Linked DNA regions of Homo sapiens: region 1 is linked to region 2. Evidence: read pairs that join two places in POLR2A ChIA-PET (ENCODE). Cell type or tissue: GM12878. All regions are shown on one strand.

Region 1 (2,500 bases), 300 kb after region 2:
GTAAAGAAATAAGGGATCATTCACCTTAAGAGGAGAGGAATTTACTCAACTCATAGGTATTTGAGGGTACAAACCCATGGCAGGGCTCGGCTCTAAAAATGTCTTATCTAAGATTCCTTCTATGAAACAGAGTTCCATCAAAGCCAATTTAAAAAGAGCTTATGTGAAAAATAATTATTCTTGCTGCACTTTGTACAAATAATCAGGCCAAGTAAAATAAAGCAAATCAGTCTTACCATGATTTGTCTTTAGTAAAAATGGGAAACTGGAGAGAGAAATATTATATTTCAAGAACTATGGTACACTTGTTATTAAATTCTAGTCTCATCAGTTATTTTTAATTTTGTTTCTGCAATTTAGGCTAACTCTGCTTATTCCTGTGAACCAACCAGTGATCTCTGACTGCTGCTCGGAAGACACAAGAAGGGTGGGTAATGTAAAAATCTGAATCAATATTCTAATTCTGGGCACACTGGAATCAGCTAGCAACCCCATATCAGCTTGGTTCCAACAGTTGCGCAGTTCATGGAAAGCCTTCTAATTTAGTTTACTTGGGATAATTTTGCTTATTTTGGTTTACTTTGTGGAATATATTGCTGTTGTACTCTGTGTGGGAAAGCTGAATAAGCTTACTCAACATTTTCTTAAACTGAATACTTATTAATCTTCCAGATATTACCTTTTGTCAGAACTCAAGAGTCACGAATGACCCTCACCATACTGATGTTTTCTGACTGAGTTCCTCTCTACCTTGAATATGAGAGACCCTAATAGTTACGCAGGAATATCATCGCCCCTATTCAGCCTGAAGAAGTTACAGAAGATGAATCTTCATTCCTCTGCAACCCTTAGGATTAAGGGTTCTCTTAGAAAAGGGAGGGAGTAGCTGGGCAGGGTGGCTCAACGCCTGTAATGCCAGCACTTTGGGAGGCTGAGGTGGGTGGATCACCTGAGGTCAGGAGTTTGAGACCAGCCTGGCCAACATGGCAAAACCACGTCTCTACTAAAAATACAAAAATCAGCCAGGTATGGTGGCAGGTGCCTGTAATGCCAGCTACTTGGGACGCTGAGGCAGGAGAATTGCTTGAACCCAGGAGCAGAGGTTGCAGTGAGCTGAGATCACACCACTGGCCTCCAGCCTGGGCCACAGAGTGAAACTCCGTCTCAAAAAAAAAAAAAAAAAAAGGTGGGGAGAGGGGAAATGTCAGAGGTGTTTAAATCAGAGCAACTCCATCTTGAATAGAGGCTGGGTAAAATGAGGCTGAGACCTACTGGGCTGCATTCCCAGATGGTTAAGGCGTTCTAAATCACTGGATGAGATAGGAGATTGGCACAAGATACAGGTCATAAAGACCTTGCTGATAAAACAAGTTGCAGTAAAGAAGCTGGCTAAAACCCACCAAAACCAATATGGCCACCTCTTGTCATCCTCACTGTTACACTCCCACCAGTGCCATGACAGTTTACAAGTGCCATGGAAACATTAGAAAGTTACCCTATATGGTCTAAAAAGGGGAGGCATGAATAATCCACCTCTGTTTAGCATATCATCAAGAAATAACCATAAAAATGGGTAACCAGCAGCCCTTGGGGCTACTCTATGGAGTAGCCATTCTTTTATTCCTTTACTTTCCTAGTAAACTTGCATGAGAGAAAGAAGGAAGGGAGGGAGGGAGGGATGGACTTGCATTCAGTTTAAGAGAAAGAAGAAGGGAAGGGGAGGGGAGGGGAGGGAAAAGGGAAGGAGTTTCAGAAAGTCCAAAGTGGCTAAAGAGCATTTCAGAAAGAAAGAATAGCAAAATAATAGAAAAGCTAAATGAAAAAACAAACTGTCTTCAAGTTGAAAAAGCCCTTTGATTGCAGAGCAGGAGTGAAGGAAGAAAGGGAGAGAGAGAAGGAAAGAAAGGAAGGGAGGAAAGAAAGAAAAATCCTAGGTATATTACTGAGAATGCATAATAAACCCTAAAAGCTTCTGGAAAGCAAGTTAAAACGCACACACACACACACACACACACACACACACACACACACACACATATCACTATCAAAGGAAAGAACGTCAGAGTAGCTGCCAAAATTCAAAGAGAAATGAGTCTCAACCCAGAAGCCTATGGCTAGGCAAACTATCAATTAGGTTGAGGCAGAATACAGATGTTGTCAAATATGTGAGGATTTGGAAATTTTACTCCCAATGCATCCTTCCTTAGAAAGTCATTTGAATATATTCTCTAGCAAAATGGAGAAATGGAAGTCCATGGGTCCTATCGAGGAAAGCAATGAAGGGAAGTGCCAGGATAGCATCTATTTAGCAAGTTTAAGAGAGACATTCCTTCATTTATTCAGCAAGTATTTATTGTGCACTTGCTACATGCTAGGCAGTCTTCTGGGTGCTGGAGCTACAACAGTGAGTAAGAGAGAAGAGAGACACCATTATGCTTGCATTCCAATGAGGGACATAGAAAAGATGTAAAGAAATACATGTGTGAGCTAATTGTAGGTA
Region 2 (2,500 bases):
TACAAAGTTCCCTTCATCCCAACTCCCATAAGCCATCCCACTTGGCAGTTTTTCATGCACTGACAAATGTAAACCATACACGTGTGCTTGGTTTTTTACTTCTTAAAATATATATAATAGACATCTGTACAAGTCAGTATATTCAATCTTTTTAACAGCTAAACAGTATTCTAAATCTGCATTTTATTACAGTTATGAATAAGGTGTGCCATCTCTTTCTGCCCCCATCTCCTGTATGTGAATACTCTTAAGGTAAAGATCATGTTTTGTTTGTCTTTCCGTCTCCAAGAGGATCTTGTACCAAGGCTGGGAATTGCTTAACACGTGCTTAATGAAATAGTAACAACAATATCTGTCATCAAAGCAGTGCATGTCGTGTGCCAAGAAACCAGCTGTTAGTGCTTCACATACATTATCAGATGTAATCTTCATAACCACCCAATTATTCCCATTTCACAGAAGACTTAACCAAAATCACACAGCTAGTAACAACAGGGGATTCTAATCCACATCTGTCTGACTCTGGAGTCCCCGCCCTTCATCCCTATGCTATAGTTAATAAAATTTTTATAAGGACATCCTTATAAACCAAAGCTGGAAAACAGAAGAGTTCCAAGTAGTCTGGTGTGGGCAGGTGGGAATGAGGATAAGAGACAGGAGGCGGAATAAATGCCAAGTAGATGGAGTCAAGGGATTGTAGCTATAAACCTACCGAGAACCTTCTAGGAGAAAGAGCTGAATTCTTTGCCTCCCCCTTTCAGACTCCCCACTACACTTCCCTTTGGTAACAGTGCCACCATTTGTTGAAGATCTTCCATGTGCTGAATATGCCATTATTATTCCTATTAATAATTTCTGGCCGGACGTGGTGGCTCATGCCTGTAATCCCAGCACTTTGGGAGGCTGAGGCCAGCAGATCATCTGAGATCAGGAGTTTGAGACCAGCCTGGCCACGATGGTGAAACCCTGTCTCTACTAAAAATACAAAAAAAAAAAAAAATTAGCTGCTCATGCTGGTGGGGACCTGCAATCCCAGCTCCCTGGGAGGCTGAGGCTGGAGAATCGCTTGAACCCAGGAGGTGGAGGTTGCAGTGAGCCGAGATTGCAACACTGCACTCCAGCCTGGGTGACAGCACGAGACTGTCTCAAAAAAAAATAATAATAATTTCTAATTATTTCTAATCCTTCAAAAAATGCTATGGCACATATATCAGAGCTACCATTTTATAGATGAGAAAGCTGAGACCCAGAGAGGTTAAGTTACTTGCCAATATTAGACTGTAATAAATAGCAAAGCCAGGATTCAAGTTGAGGATCTGCATGGCTCCAAAGTCCTGTTTTTCTCGTACAAAATAACACGTTTTTATTTTTAAAGAAAAGATGAACTATGATTTTTAGACATCTAGACTCAGTTAAGATCACATTTGGCTGCAAGTAACTGACCCAAGTTCTGTGGTTTAACCAAGTAGAGATTTTATTTTTCTCACAGAGTCAAGAAATGGGTCCAGTAGAGCAGTTGCAGAATGCTATCAGCTTCTCAGCCTCCTTCTAACCTTCCACCCACTCATCCTTAACCCTCAAGCATCTTGTCTTTGGTCACGCGATGGCCTGCTTACTTTCTCCAGGGAAGAAGTACAAAGAGCAAAAGGCTTAACAGGCAAGCTCACAGAGGCTTCCCCTTTTAAGAGCTTTGGGGAACGGGGCATCCAGCTATTTACATCTCATCAGCCAGGACTACTGTCACTGAACCACCTCCCAGCTGCAAGGGATTCTGGGAAATCTAGCACTTAACTGGACATAGTGGTGAATTAAACAAAATGGGTTCAGTTACAGAAAAGGAGGGGGGAATGGATATCAGTTGGGCATCCAGCTGTGTCTTTCCCACATGAAGTGCAAGTCATCCTAGAGAATCAAATTCCCTTAGTAGAGAAAAACAATAAAAGAAACTTAATTCTGTGTTTAGTAGCTTTCTCAGTTATGCAAAGTCACACATTGATGGGGGTGGAGGATGGAAGGATCTGAAAGTTTGACAAAACCATCCAGGCAGCTGATCCAGAGGAAAAACACCGAGATTCAGGTGACTTCACACAAATGGCCCTGGCAAGATCACAGGTTCAACCAGTGTGTCTCCTGTGAGTCGTCACTGTTTCCCTTCCACCCTCTCACTTCCCAGAGTTAATTTCGAGAACCCACAGGTTCATTCGACTCTTCCATCATTCACAAGAAAAAGTAGATGTATTCAAATTCCAATGCAAACAAAAGAAAATTCTATACTGTGTTGTTATAAGAGGCAGCATCTTTAGAAAAAGATAACGGTTGCAAAGGCATTCTTTATGCAATAGCAGCCGCCCTGTCAAGTCACTAGATGAAAAAAGTAGACCACAGAGTTTCAACCTTGTTTTCATTTTTTCTAAATAAAGTAAATACAATAAACTTTCCTCATGAAAAACTTTTGCAATTCTGTGGTAGTAAGATAATATTTGTGTAGAGTACTATGGAT

Evidence for each region. ChIA-PET counts read pairs that join two places held together with the same protein. Peaks named below come from ENCODE experiments on the same cell type or tissue, not always from the same donor. Only the 100,000 strongest peaks of a DNase experiment are listed, where the experiment ranks them.
Region 1: POLR2A ChIA-PET joins it to region 2 with 6 read pairs; 2 of 35 experiments call an interaction of 5 or more read pairs at or near these places.

The regions. Positions count from the first base shown.
Region 1 is chr12:27,229,698-27,232,197 of GRCh38, reverse strand. No RefSeq gene overlaps it. Among named protein-coding and RNA genes, the nearest start is that of STK38L, 13 kb to the left of the region's middle. In GM12878, no CTCF peak of the experiment used is centred here; no DNase peak of the experiment used is centred here.
Region 2 is chr12:27,529,960-27,532,459 of GRCh38, reverse strand. The region is part of intron 1 of PPFIBP1 (PPFIB scaffold protein 1); the gene reads right to left. Among named protein-coding and RNA genes, the nearest start is that of PPFIBP1, 7.0 kb to the right of the region's middle. In GM12878, no CTCF peak of the experiment used is centred here; no DNase peak of the experiment used is centred here; H3K4me3 peaks cover 869 bases; H3K27ac peaks cover 722 bases.